3 separate regions of the Mus musculus genome follow, and all the other regions are linked to region 1. A link is a loop called in an ENCODE intact Hi-C map of the cell type or tissue named here. Cell type or tissue: left cerebral cortex. All regions are shown on one strand.

Region 1 (5,000 bases):
AAGTGACTGCCAGGGGGCTGCTTTCCCACGGACGCTGCGCTGCTGTCAGGAGACGGAGACTCGGGGCCAAAACTGCAAGAAAAGGTGGAAGGTGACAGAGGTCACTGAGGGTCCTAGGACACCAAACCCCAAGCACAGGAGCATGCGGCTCAGAGTTCAAGCTCAGAGGACACCAGGGCTTCCTGGAAGATCTCCACTCCTGGCAACAGTAGCTAGGGGTCCGTTGTCCCACGAGACACTGCTCAGGTGTAGAACGGGGATGCTCCTCAGTCTGCTCCAGAGACTGTGCGCCACCCAACCCAGGAGCTGCTGAGCGCAGGTTGCAAAGGAGAGCCAAGACCCAACCCAGAGTGATGGTGGCACACCAGGAATCGCCACAGGAGGAGGCAGAAGCAGGAGGGTCAGGGGATGGAGGCCAACCTGGGCTATATAGCAACCACCTGTTCCTAGAAACACGAACACACACATATAAACACACACACACAGGGGGAGGCAGAGAGAGAGAGACAGACAGACAGACAGAGAATGATGAATGAATGAGAGGCAACACAGGCCGTGGGGAGATATGTGGTGAACTTCAAGGCTCTGAAGAAAAAAAGCTTCAGGGACCTCAGACCTCAGGTCCGTCCATGTGGGGACCTGCCGGGACTCATCAGTCCACTTCTAACACCAACCCTGGGGACCCCTCTAAAGACAAAACCCACTTCCCCCACTCTGTGTACTCCCTGATGACCTGCACAGCTGACACAATGCAGGGCCTATGTGGGCAGCTCCTGCTGCGTTTCCCCTGGGTGACGGCGAGGCAGGTCGGAGGGTCCCTAATAACCAGCACAGAAGACTGGGCCTCGGGCCTCTTGATTCAGACCAACAGCTGCCTCGCTCACCTGGCCAGCCAGCCAGTTGGTTAGTGAGTTACTCTGTCAACCAACCATCCATCCATCCACTCATCCATCCATCCATCCAGCCAGCCAGCCAGTTAGGCATTCAGTCACCTACTCAGTCAGTCAGTTAGTCACCCAGTCAGCCAGTGAGCTACTCAGTCAACCAACCATTCATTTATTCATTCATTCATCCAGTTACCCAGTCAGTAACCCAGCCAGTCACCCAATCAGTGAGTCAGGCATTCAGTCACCCACTCAGTTAGTTAGTTAGTCAGCCAGCCAGCCAGTGAGTTAGTGTCAGCCATTCATTCATTCAGCCAGTCACACAGCCAGTCACCCAATCAGTAAGTCAGGCATTCAGTTACCTCCTCGGTGTCAGTCAGTCAGTCAGCCAGTCAGTCAGTCAGTCAGCCAGTGAGTTACTCATTCATTCATTCATTCATTCATTCATATGCCCAGTCAGTGAGTCAGCCAGCCAGCCAGTCAGTCTAGTCAGTCACTCATTCACTCCCTCATCCAAGCACTCAGTGGTCCCTCTCTCCCGTCAGCCATTTACTTGCTCACTTCAGTCACTTACTCACTCAGCCAGTCAGTCACTAGCTTAGTTACCCACTCACTCAGTCTCTCAGTCCCTCCCTCACACACTCGGTCCTCCCTCCCTCACACACTCAGTCCTCCCTCCTTCACATACTCAGCCTCTCCCTCCCTCACACACTCGGCCTCTCTCTCCCTCACACGCTCAGTGGAGACTTGAGAACCTACTCTTCCAGGCACCATGTGGGAAATGGAATCTTGAGGGGATTTTGGGTACCACCCAGGCAAGTCACCAGGACCACCACAGATGGAAACATTGTAGCCACAACCTCTCCTCATACACTGAAAGAACAAGGAGCTTAGACAGTATTGCACAGGAGGGCTCACCTGACACCCCTGGGGCTGAATCCTCCACCCTGGAGTGCTAGTCTGTTTCCCAACTCAAAAACACTTTCATGGCTGGGAGGCATGGGGGTGTTAACAGGGAAGAGGGCAAACACAGAGGCTGAGGGAAGTACCACCTTCCAGGCAGCAGGGGGCACCACTGTCCAAGGCAAGAGAGCCTGGTCCCAGGAAGCTGCAGTTCCTTTGGAGGACAGCAGGGGGCACTAGCCATTGGAAGCTCCAAGGTCTCAGATCTTCAGACAGAAGCTGGAGGAATGGGGTCCTGCAGGGACTCAGGGTCCCTCTGGAGACAGCACAGATAACCAGATAGTTGGAAGCTCCCACAGGGATGCTTACAAACACTCGAGGAAGCTCACTACACACATAAGTCATAGGTTAGGAGCGGTGGGAGAGATGGAGGCCCGGGTACAAGCCCAGATCACTTAGCCACTGATAGAGTGTTTTTTTACTCAGGTCCCTGCCTCTCTCTGAGCCTCAGTTTCCCATCCTGGCATGATGTCCAGAGACCATAGGGCTAGTCAGTCAGGCATGACCGAAGCCTGCAGCAGATGCCAGGCACCTGCCCTTTCTGTGGAGGAAGGTGCCCGTGGGCAGATTCATCTCACTGACCCTGCACCCCCCATGAGGGAGGGATGGGTTTGCCACCACCTCCCATCTGCAGTTCCCAACAGCTGACCCAAGGGTTCCTTCCCAGCCAGGCAGAAGAGGATTCTTCGAACCACATACATGCTCATACTGCTTACAGAATAGTGTGCGGACCATGAATCGTCAGGTATGTGTACACACACAAACACACAGACTCACACAGACACACACACTCCTGACAGCAGACACACAAATGCAGTTGTGACCCTGAGGCCCAATAGCGGTTTTCTGGTTTTACACTTTGCTGTTGGCTGTTACTGTTCATTGTTGTACATAATTGTTTCCTGGGCTTGGGGTGGACCCAGGGCTGCTGTCTGTCCGTCCATCTTCAGTGTGTTTACATAGTGGAAAAGCACTCCGGACACAGAGCTTACCAGGAGTGACACACCCTACAGCGCTGTGCAGCCGGCCCCAGAGAGACCAGCCTGGCCTCATGGGAGAGACCAGGCTTTGGCACTGTAATATGGCATTGTCGTCTATAAATGCTTTAAGGCACGTGTGGATGCGTGTGGGGAGCCTTGTGTTTGACGAACCTCAGAATGCTGTGCTACCACAAGGTACCCAGACCGCTGCCCGCACTGCTGACCTGCCTCCTGTTTACAGCAGTGTTCCAGTTTACTATGTCTGTACGTTTGTCCTTGTGGGTGTCTGTCCCTGTGGGTCTGCCTACCTCTGCACGCTCCTGACTGTCCAGACTGCTTGCCTGCTGTCAATATTTTACACTTTATTTCCATCTTTTTGAGCTTTTCTTATGCCTTTCTTATGCCTCTTCCTGTTACAATTTCCTAAAATACAGAAATCTCTGAGACTGTCACATAGACTCTGTGCCGAATAGTTTTATGTCCACCAGACACAAGCTCATCTGAGAGGAGGGAGCCTCAATTGAGAAAATGCCCCCATTAAGACTTTAGGCAAGGCTGTAGGGCATTTTCTTAATTAGTGATTGATGTGGGTGGGACCATCTCTGGGCTGGTAGTCTTTGTTCTATAAGAGAGCAGGCTGATCAAGGCAGGGGAAGCAAGGCAGTAAGCAGCACCCCTCCATGGCCTCTGCATCAGCTCCCTGCCCTCACTGCCTTTAGTAGTGAACCGTGATGTGGAAATGTAAAACCCTTTCCTCCCCAAGTTGCTTTAGGTCACAGTGTTAATCACGGCATCAGAAACCAAGGCAGCCTCTGTCCCATCTGTGTCACCGAGGACCGGGCAGCATCACCTAGGTGAGTCTTACCTGCCCCCGTTCTGGTGCTGGTCTGCCCAGGTCCCATACTGGCTGTCGGCTTCCTGCACGAGGGTGTCAGTATCCTTGGCCTCAGGGGCTCGCCTGGAGAAACACTGCTTCAGCTGGTTCTGCAAGGACAGGAGGAGGGATTCAGGCACAGATGGACACACGCCCTCACAGTACCCGGCTCCCGCTGCTTCCCATGTTAGCGCAAAGGAGACCAACACCCCAGTCTGCTGAGACAGGACAGGAAGCAGCACTTTCTGGGCTCAGATGGGCACTCTGGATGGACTGTGGCTTGGTTCCGGTATGAATGTCCCCTGCAGCACCTCTGTGTGAATACCTGGTCTCCATTAGGGAGGTTATGAAATCTTTGGGGCATAAGGCTTCACCAGCAGCGTGGGCTGATGGAGGCCGGCTTAAAGTGAATCTGTCCTGCTTCCTGCCCAAGCCGTTTCCAGATCCTCCATGTGAACAAATTTCTACCACCAAGGACCAAGCATGCCCTGTGGCCAGGCCTTCCCACCACAGTGGGCTGTGCTTTCTGGAGCAGTGGGCAGGAGAAAACCTCCCCTCTGTTAACCAGGACTCCCTCAGTTAACCAGAACCCCTCTGTTAACCAGAACCCCTTCAGTTACCCAGAACCCACGCCATTAGCCAGGGCCCCTCAGTTAACCAGAACCCCCTCAGATAACCAGAATTCCCTCCATTAGCCAGAATCTTGATACAGCACCAAGAAAAGTAACTTATTAGAGCCAGGTACAGGGTCCTGATGGGTGTCACTTGGCCCTGTCAGTGCCTGTGTCCAACACAGTGCAGCCCATCTCCTCCCACTTCAACACTCTAGAAACACCAGGAAGGCTGTTCCCACATTCCAGATTTACCAGACCACCTCCCAGCACTGTCCAGCCCCGCACCCACATAGCAGTGACCCTGAGCCTGTATCAAGTCACCTGATGTGAGGCCACCTCATAGAGCTCAATCTAACAGGGAAAGAGATGCCCTGGACCAGTGGTGTGACTTGCAGGCTGGAAGCAAGGGGACAGGTCATCACAGAGCTAGCCGTGGGCCCTGTCTAGTGCCTGACATCAGGGGTGGCTCATGAGTCAGTGTGACACCTGCCCTGCTGACGTCCCCACTCATCCGGATGGTGTGAGAAAGGCCTTGTCTTGCATTGTCACCATGGAAACCAGCCACTATGCCCTGGAGCTCTCAAGAGTAACCAAGAGTGGCCTTGGGTGGGCTGCTCACTCAGCAGTGATTCAGATGGCCTCCCAGCCTGGCCTTTCATGACTCTCCCAGCTACGGTCTTTCAAT
Region 2 (5,000 bases), 130 kb after region 1:
GAGGAAACACTGAAGCAAACCAAACTACAACTCCCAGAAGCACCTGGGTCCTCGTGGGGCAGGGGAGGGGAGACTTCCTGGGAGACAGGTTGGACTCCTCCACATTCTCTTGTGCTTGCCAGGTGAGAGGCTGCCAGCCACACAAGCCCAGGGATTACACCCTGAGCAGGGAGTGTCAGGTTCCACATTCTACCTGGAGCCAGAACCCCAGGCTTGTTCATTCTGGTACACAGAGGACAGTACACCCCAGGGACTGTCCTAGAATCTTTTATCAGCCACCATCAGCCTCCTCCGGGAAGTCTGTAGAGATAGTTCTGACTAACAGCATTTGCAATAACAATGGAGATTCCACGGTGGCTTGGCCCAACCTCAGTGCAGGGGATCCTGAGCGCCCGGGTGGTCAGGGGGGGCTGCGCACAGTGTGCTTCATGTGTCCTGGGGGGTGATGCTGTTTTATCTGCCCTACCGACTGGGTAGCCCTGGAAACCACAGCTACCTAGCAGGGCCCTGTTTCAGCTGTTCTTGGCTTTTGCTTTATTTCACGGCCAGGGTTTTAATACAGCTAGTCTGAAACTTGTGTCAATCCTCCTGCCTCAGCCTCCCAAGTGCTAGGATTACAGTCCTTTGTCACAAATGCCCAGTCTTTAGGTGCGGAGGATCAGACCCAGCTCTTCCTGCTGACCAGGCAAGCACTCTACCAACTCAGTCACATCCATAGCCCTTCCTGGTTTTTGACGGTAAGAACCAATCTGCTCTTTGAAATGCTTCCTCTTCCCTCCAAACCTCTGCTGCTGCTGTAGTGCATTGCACTACTGGGAGGACCTTACCCTCAGCTGATCTATGTATAGCTCAATGACCATGTAACGATTCAAATACTGAAACAGAGCTGACCCTCAAGAAGGAACCGCGCTTAGAGCCAGCATCATCACAGGACACAATTCAGGGCTCTTGGTCACCAAGGATAGGCCCCGTTGTGGTTCGAGTGTGAACCATTCCCCCACAGGCACAGACATTAGAATACCAGTATCTCTATCTGGTGACACTGTCTGGGAAGGTTGAGGAAAATTTAGGAGAGCAGTTCTCAACCTGCGGGTCACGACCCCTGAGGTGGGTCATTTAGGAGCATGTGGCATATCAGACTTTTGCATTATGATTCGTAACAGTAGCAAAGTTTTACAGCTATGAAAGTAGCAATGAACTAATTTTATGGCCGGGGTGGGGTGGGGGGGTCAGCACAGCATGAGGAACTGTGTTAAAGGGTCGCAGAGTTAGGAAAGTTGAGAATCGCTGCTCTAGGAAGGAGAGGAGAGGAAGTGAGTCACTGGGGGAAAGGAAGGCCTTGGGGTTTCATGGCCTGGCTCTACTTCCTGTCCACTCTTTGCTTCCCCAGCCGGACTCCGACTCCTTGGCCACCACACTCCCCCCACCCCCCGCCCCGCCGTGATGGGTTGTGTCCCTAGGAAAGTGTGAAGCCAGAACAAGCCTTTCTCCACTAAGTTGCTTTGTCTTGCTATTTATTACAGACCCTCCCTCTCAGAATCATCCTTGGACTCCGCCTCCCGTTTCCATGGTAACACACTGATTTCGTAGAAAAGGGAGAGTGTCCCGGGGCCTCTCCTCAAGATTTGATTTTCCTGAGGCCCAGGGGAAGATGGATTTTTTTTTTCTTCTTTAATTAATTGAAATTTATTCTTTTAGGGGTTTTGGGCAAAAGGACAGGGACCTGAATCATACCTCCAAGCCGGGAAGAGACGCAATCTAAATTATGGTTCTGAGACAGCAGGGACACCATTATCCTCTCGCGATGTCTCACTTGCTCTGCCAATCACCTGAGTAGGAAAACAGAACCCGAAGACGCGTTGGATGATGGCGCGCAGGGGGCGGGGAGGGGGGTTGAGGCGGAGAGTAGGGGTCTGTGGCTCACTGGACAGCGGTTACCAGCCCTGGGTTCGATCCCATCTGGGATGCTGCAGGGCTGCATGGTAGGGTGGAGGCAGTGGGTTATCCGCGGCGTCAAAGAGAAGTCAAGGTATGCCTGGGCTAAGTGAGACGGTGCTCAGAATACAATTAAGCGAAGATGGGAAAAATAACTGTGCCTTTAATGAGATGCACGCTCATATAACCCAAACTGCACCCAGGCATGCTGCGGCTCAGATCCTCCTGGATGAGCCTGCCCGCTGTCTGGATTCCTACCTGGAAGCCTGCTCCTGGAGGTAAATGGATGCTCCAGGCATCCCCAGCTCCTGTTCCTGCTTTCCTGACCTGTAACTGACCAGCTCTGACTCTCCACCCCCCTCCTACAGGCAGCTACTCCCTCCAGCCCACCTGACCTGCTTTCTCTCAAACTCCTCTAAAGAGTTTCCTTCTAAATTTACCGGGCGACAGATAATCCACAAAGGAGACCCCGAGTTCCCCAGTAGAGATGATACTAGTGAAACTAGCGGGGTACCAATCCAGGGGATTCTGCTTCGAGGGCCACAACCCTTCAAGAGGTGATGTCTCTCCAGCCCTCACCCGCAGAGGAGGGAGCTGGAACTCATTCACATAGCAGGAAGCTCGGTCTGGCAAACAGAGCCCCAGGCAAACTTGGGCGTGTTCGGGCGTCTTTGGGAAGGTGATCCCAGTCCAACAGGAGCGAGGGAAGACAGACTTGGAGAAAGGGAAGGGAAGGGAACAATTACAGGAAATGCTCGGTGAAGCTGGCCAAGCCTCAGCTAGAAGCCATGGGAATTAGCCCACGGAAAGAAGGTGGAGTGAGCGCGCCCTCTGCTGGCGCATCCTGCAGCACTGGCTTCCTATGAAGCCAGTGAGACTCGGGGTGGACGCTTGGATACCCAGTTTGGACCCCAGTATTTAATAGTAGCTCTGGGACCCCTAGCGGTGCCTTCTCCTACCCAGGAAACCATCCCCTCCTCCCATCCTATTTGAGACTGGAGTTGCCCTCTCAGTCCAGCCCATCCGTCAGCCCAGAGTGAATAGCTATTGATTTCAGGAAGGAAACCTTGCACGGGTGAGTACACACTCTTCTCGGACCAGCGCCTCACGTGACCCTGCTCTGCTTACCCACCTGAATGTGACCTTTAAAGGGGAAGACACCTTTTTAAAGCTCACAGATTTACATTCCAGGCCAGAGCTTCTAAGCCAGAGCTGGATGAGGGGAGGTCACATTGTAGAGGTAACCTTGAAGAAGCCTGACCCAAAGTGATGAGGGAATATCAGGGGAGGAGCCGGGCTGGCCTCAGGCACTGCTTAGGGGCCCTGGGAGCCCTAGAACCACACACTGTCGTGTGCTCGTGTCTCTGTGTGGTTTGAAGCTTGAATGTGGAACACAGCCACAGTTTAAAAATCATATGTTCAAAGGAACCCATCCCTCCAAACGTCAAGCAGCCCTGTTGTAGGCCAGGGATCTTGTAGTTGGGGAAACAGAGGCTTTGAGCCATTGTATTGTTTGTCCCAGGTGACAGAGCCAGCAGGCCTGGTTGAGGCATATACTAGTGAAAGAGACCATGTGTTGAAGGACCTCAGGTCTCGCCTGGGCAGCCTGGCCATCTCTGTCTCTATGTATCTATCCCCTATCTGTCTATTTGTCTGTCTGTCTGTCTGTATATCATCTATCTATCTATCATCTATCTATCTATGTATTTATCATCTATCATCTATCGATCATCTATCATCTATCAATCAATTTATCTATCATCTATGTATCTATTTATCTATCTATCATCTATCTACCTAACATCTATCAATTAATTTATCATCCATCTATCATCTATCTACCTATCTATCATCTATCTACCTACCTATCATCTATCAATTAATCTATCTATCATCCATCTACCTATCTATCATCTATCAATCAATTTATCTATCATCTATCAATTATCTATCTATCATCCCTCTATCTCTCATGTATCTCTCATCTATCTATCTCTCATCTATCTATCTCTCATCTATCTATCTATCTATCTATCTCTCATCTATTGATCATCTATCTGCCATGCACATGGTTCAGTGCCACAGCCTCCTGTTCAGCCACTGCTTTCTCTGATCCAGCTCTTATCACTCAGGTCCAGACTCCAGGCCAAAAGCCCTGGGGATATCTCACACACACACACACACACACACACACACACACACACACACACTCCCTCTCATACCTTCAGCAAATCTGGTCAGGTTGACTTTCACCTCCATGGTTGCTGCACAGCTTGACCACTGTTTGTCCATGCTGGGGCTCCACCACCCCATCACTCTGTATTCCAACCACCCGAGAGGCCTCTCTGCTTCTGCTGATGTGCCCTGCATGTGCTGGCCTCAGGGCCTTTGCACCTGCGCCACACTCAGCCTGTAGTGCTCTTTCCACACCTACACACAGCTCCCCCATCTCCACCTTTAGGTCAGACTTGGCTTTCTCACAAGGCTTTGTAAGACCCTTCCACACAGATTATCTCTCTATCCCATTGTTTCCTATGACACTGCCTCACATCTGCTTCATATATTGATTTAGTTCCTCAACATCTCTCTTCCTCAGGCAGGGGTGGGATCCACAGGAGAGAGGCTGTGGCTGTCCTGACCCGTGTTCAGTTCCTAGCACCCAGGAGGGCTGGAGAGATCGCTCAGTGGTTAAGAGCGCCAGTTGCTCTTCCAAAGGTCCTGAGTTCAAATCCCAGCAACCACATGGTGATTTAAAAAAAAAAATGAGGTCGACCTAGCATCCAGGATAGACCGTAGCATGTACTAGATGCTTAATTAGTATGGTGTGGGGTGGAAAGATAATAGGATAGCTACACACATGAGTGGGTGGGAGGAAGGGATAGAGAGATAGATGCTTATAGATAGATGATAGACAGACAGACAGTGATAGAGATAGATACATTGATAAATAGACAGGTAGATGGATAGACAGGTAGGTAATACATAGACATCTAGATGATAATTAGATAGTGGGATGGTTTGATATGCTTCACCCAGGGAGTAGCACTATTAGGAGGTGTGGCGCT
Region 3 (5,000 bases), 67 kb after region 1:
AAGACCAGCCCCGCCCCCTAACAACTGGGCCTGGACACCCTGACTGGTTAACACAGTGGGCCCTGCTCATTCACTGAGGAGCTGCCCTGAAAACAGTTGGAAGCCCGCCCTACTCACTAACCGACCAACCACAAGTTGGAGCGCATGCCCTGCTCTCTGACTGACAGCTGTCTGACAGAACAGTGGAGGGCTGGGCCATGCTTAGTTACTGACACAAGTCCAAGGCAGTGCCTGCCCCAGCAGCTGACTGACAGACAGAGCAGGTGACGCCTGTACTCTGCGCTCAGACTGACAGACTGACTGACTGACTGACTGACTGGGCACTCTGCTAACGGGGTGAGGAGAAGCAGGGCCTTAGGGCTGACTGCTGACTAAAGGACTGACTGCCCAGAGGCCGGGCGGGCAGACAGATCCTGCTGCTGTGGGCTCCTCTAGACCAACGGCAAAGCAGAGTGGGCAGCAGGGAGAAGGGAAGAGAGACGGGAGGCGAGGCCGGGAGTGACAAGCAGAAAGAGACACAGGATATGGAATGACAGGGAGCCACATGGGCAGGAAAGAGAGGAACCCCAAAGCCACATAAGACAGATGGCCCAGCAGGGAGCCAGGGACAAGGAGAACAGGGCCCAGCTGGGGAGCTCACAGGACAGCAGGAGGCATAGGGGCGGAGCCTCAGTAGAGGGGGCGGAGCATCGATGACAGTGAAGGGCACCATGGGAGGTAGTGGTAGGGGAAGACAAGAGAAAAAAGAAACTTCCAAACTCAGACCAGGCAAGCCCAGGGTGTAGACAGAACGCACGGAAAACGGCAGATTACGATGTATTATTAGATGTATTATGTGAACGCCCTACCCCAGGGCCCTATTCGCCTCTCCCCACCGGACCCTGACGACCCCCAAAACTATGCTTCCGCCTACGATCTTGAAACTGGCGATGTCTGAAGCCAGTGGTGCAGACAGCATAGGGAACCCGACGTGGGCTCATTCTGGATCGTGGGGCCAGCCTCAGAAGGTGAAGCCATGAGGGACCCACTTCTCAGGCTTCGGAAGGGCTGAAGGGACAGCTCAACCCTTCTGTCATCTGAGGACACCCAGAGGCACCATCGTGAGGAAGAACAGGTCCTCTGTGGAGGGACGGAAGCCTCCAACTTCTTGACCTTGTGCTTTCAGCCTCCAGGAATAAATATCAGTCCCTCCCTCTAGTGCCTTGCTGTGATGGCCCAAGGTACAGTCACGGGGGCAGGGGGTGAGGCTGCACATTCATGGGAGAGTCAGGCAGACTATGGAGGGAGAGCATGACTTCAAGCCAAGAAAAGCCTGCACCCTCGAGGGGCTGGCGGGCAACAGAATGGACTCTCCCAAGCACTGTCCGGAGGCAAGGCGTCCTGTCGACACCGAGACTCACTTCCCACTCTGGCCTCCAGCGCCGGACAAGGAGACCTGTCATTTGAGTCACATGTGTGTAGTGACCCGCAGGGTCCCAGTTAACCTCTGCCTCCACCTGGCTGGCTCTGCTCATTGCCTGAGGTCCAGCTAGGGCCTTGCCACCTTGTCCCAGCCACAGTTCCTTGTCCCAAGCTCCTCATGCAACAATTGGGCATCCCTCCCTCCTAGCCTGCCAACTCCCTCTGGCTCCTCCTCCGTAGGCCCCTTCCTGGCCATGGCAGGCCCTGAACCGGTGCTCAGACATGACCCCTCACTCTAAAGCAAGCTGGATGCCTCTAAGGGACTGATGCCAGGGTCTCCAAAGGTGACCTGCATCATAGGTTACCTCTGTGCCTTTTTATTAGTGACCCTGCATGTCACTGAATTCCTGCCCTGGGTGGGCCTGGCATCCTGTTAGCTCCTGGTGTGCAGTCCCAAAGGACAGGGCTGCTGCAAAACTAGATTTGGGAACCCTGTGGGAGTCTAACACCTTGTGTTAGAAACTCTGGTGAGCTAGATCTGTCTGCGGGGCGGGGGGAGGGTTTAACTCTCCTGTGCTGTCTTAGGTCGGTCAAAGGCTTGCATCTGTGACCTACATTTCAGCCTCCACGGACACACAGACCACGTGGCCGGCCAGACCCACGAGCCACATTCCTGTGCAGAGACAGGGAGTGGGTGCTGCGGGAGGGGGGGGGGCACGGAGTCAGTATCACACCTCCCACTTCCTGCACCCCAGGCATCTGCATGTGAACCCAGGCAGCTCGCCCACTCACCACTTCCCCTGAGGCCCTACTGGATGCTGCCCCCTACTGTGTACAGGGACCCATGGGTCTAAGATGTCAGACACTTCAAGCCAAAGGCGCGGTGTCTCAAAACCTGTCAAGTCGGCAGTATTGTTCCCAAGCCCACGAGGCTCTCTCGCTGTGGGCTAACCAGAGCACCCTACCTCCTACCCAGCACACATTCCTTTTAGAAATAAAAACAGGTTTCTTCCTCTGTCTGGTAGAGAGGCATCATTGTAAACATAAATGTGGCCAGCATGCGGCATGGGTGCTCAATCCAGGATGGCCCTCAACCCAGGATGCAGCAGGGTCTCAACCCAGGATGGCCCTGACGCTGGGTACCAAGAACAGAAACCATCCCAGGGTCAAGGGCGAACACGGCAGGATGGCCCATTAGCGAGCTCCGTGGACAGAGAGAATCAACAGGGTCATGGAAAAGGAGGCCTCAGAGGCTGAGGACAAAGAGACGGGCTTTAGAAACAAAGTAGTAACTTGGGCCTGAGCGAGGGCTCAGTGAGCAAAGACACTTGATATAAAGCCTAAGGGCCCCCAGGATTTGATCCTTGGGACCCACATGGAATACAGAACTGACACCTCACAACACACACACAAAATGAATGTTAAAAATCTACTGCATTGAGCACCTCCACCCTGCCCCCTGGTGGTCGTTTCTGGTTAAGGTCAATCTCACAGAAGGCTGGGGGAACAGGGACAGAAAACTCAGTCAGAAAGCACTCACCCTACTGAGACCTGATGCTGCAGGGTACAGAGTCCTTCTGATGCCCCCCAGTCTCTGCTTTGTCCAAATCACCTCACTTCCCCATGCCTCAGTTTCTCCAAGCCTCAGTCCATCAGCTAGACCCTTGTGAGGCCTCAGCACCATGGCATGAAGGTATCAAGTCCTCTGACCTTGCATGGCACTGAATTCCTGCCCTGGCTGGGCTTGTCCCCCCTCAAAGCAGCTTCAGTCGCACAGTCCAGAGGGACAGGGCTGCAAAGCTAGAGTTAGGAATCTCAAGGTAATTGAGGGCATCTCAAGGAAGGCCTGGCATTAGGAATCCCTGCTGAGCAATAGTGAGTTGGGGGGGTCTACCCTCAGAGATCCACCCACGCACTCTGTCCCACCTAGGGACTCTGTGTAGAGATCCATGCCAGCTCAGTGTCCTGAGCCCTTTTATTAATTATAAATAAATGGGATGTTTATATAGCAGAATATTATTCAGCCATGAAAAAGGAACAAGGTACTTGTTCATGACACTTGTATGCACAAAACCGGAAGCATTCCAAGGGAAAGCCAGGCCCAAAAGTCTCTGCTGAGCTGCTAAATCCCTCTGGGTTCTGGGGTGCAGGTGAATGTGCCCAGAGAGCAGACTCATGAGAGGAAGGAGTGGAGGTGTGGCAACTGGTGGGTGTAGGTATCCCCAGGGGGTGATAACAGTTTCTAAGCCCCACTGTAGCAATGGTTTTATAGCTCTGAGCATTCAAAGTTTAGCCTGGTGGTGGGCCCCTACCAGGCTTTAACTCCAGACAGAGGCAGACAAATCTCTGTGAGTTCGAGGCCAGCCTGGTCTACAGAGCAAGCTCCAGGACAGCCAGGGCTACACAGAGAAACCCTGTCTCCAAACAAACAAACAAAAGCTGTTGAAATTTAAACAGACAAACTATACAGTTATTTTTAAAAGTCATAGCCAGGTATCATGACTCAGGCTTGTCTTTCTAGCTACTCAAGAGATTGAGACAGGAGGATGGAAGACCTGCCTGGGTTACCAAGCGAGTGCAAGATCATCCTGGGCTGGCGAATCCTCAGAGGGTAGAGAGCTTGCTGTGCAGGCGTGAGGATCCCAGTGTGGGTCCCCAGCAGCCTGTGAGAATCTTCCTGCTACACACTTGGTGATGTCCCATTTGGGACAGGACACGGGCATCAGGAGGCTGGGTAGCTCCTGAGACCTTGATAGATTGCAAGGCTCAGGTACCCCTGTGTTGGAGGAGAGCCCAGACCCACAAGGGAGGGAGACAAAACATAGACAAATATTTCTGAGATTTCGAGAACTGTAAGCAAAGTTCTCCAAATTCTTTTGGGGCATGTGCATTCATATGTGCACTGAACTCTGTGTGTGTGTGTGTGTATGTGTGTGTGTTTGCGTGTCACAAAACTTGCTCCTGAACCAGGAGTAACAAACACTTGACATCCAGTTCTCTGCCTGCCTTGATTCATGCAGACATCACTAATGGATTATAGAACCATCTCCCACGGCCTCCAAAGTCCTTAGGCATGGCCCATCATCAGGAGTTGACTTTTAGGATAAAGCTGTTTTTCCACACAGGCTGGGTGAGAAACAGGGGCTCAGACTGGAATCTTCCAGGACATTTTAAAGAACATTACCAGAACTCTGCCAAACAGTACTTGAAGGTGTGTGAGCATTAAAAAAGGCATGAGAGTATTAGCAATCAAAGGGTGGGGGACACTCAAACACTGCAGGTGGGGAGTGCAGCAACTGTAGCCACACCTTGCAATGCATGCAATTCTAATCGACAGCAATGCTATATAGCTCAGAAGCACAACAATCATGGCCCACCAAGAGGCAGGATCAGGAACTGCCCTGAACTGAAACACCCCCAAACACACATTTCCATCAGAGCAGAACACACCTCATGTGGTCACCACAGACCTCACAAACATGATGGGGTTCACTGACTGCACACCTGCGGGGCAGCCAGGCTGGGACTGGGTGTCATAAGAAGTCGTTTGCAGGGGGGAGACAGTAAGCCAGCTCCAGGTTGGACATGCTGAGTTAAAC

The links. A loop is a pair of places that touch in the nucleus more often than their neighbours do. Peaks named below come from ENCODE experiments on the same cell type or tissue, not always from the same donor. Only the 100,000 strongest peaks of a DNase experiment are listed, where the experiment ranks them.
Region 2: a loop joins it to region 1, with 7 times the contacts of the local background. A loop is called at or near these places in 16 of 42 quality-filtered maps.
Region 3: it touches region 1 in a loop (4-fold over the local background); 36 of 42 quality-filtered maps call a loop at or near these places.

The regions. Positions count from the first base shown.
Region 1 is chr5:113,097,767-113,102,766 of GRCm38, forward strand. 2900026A02Rik (RIKEN cDNA 2900026A02 gene) reads right to left here. Exons shown (of 13, transcript NM_001375886.1): 7 at 3,693-3,811; 8 at 1-72. Among named protein-coding and RNA genes, the nearest start is that of Crybb3, 19 kb to the left of the region's middle. In left cerebral cortex, a CTCF peak has its summit at 1,981 (motif pointing right); DNase peaks (open chromatin) are centred at 1,514, 1,991, 3,076, 3,882 and 2 more places; H3K27ac peaks cover 1,889 bases.
Region 2 is chr5:113,223,992-113,228,991 of GRCm38, forward strand. Tmem211 (transmembrane protein 211) reads left to right here and starts at 2,918. Exons shown (of 5, transcript NM_001033428.2): 1 at 2,918-3,010. In left cerebral cortex, a CTCF peak has its summit at 2,779 (motif pointing left); DNase peaks (open chromatin) are centred at 86 and 2,754.
Region 3 is chr5:113,165,062-113,170,061 of GRCm38, forward strand. The region is part of intron 6 of 2900026A02Rik (RIKEN cDNA 2900026A02 gene); the gene reads right to left. Among named protein-coding and RNA genes, the nearest start is that of Gm42161, 22 kb to the left of the region's middle. In left cerebral cortex, a CTCF peak has its summit at 2,858 (motif pointing left); DNase peaks (open chromatin) are centred at 88, 571, 2,102 and 2,847; H3K27ac peaks cover 1,050 bases.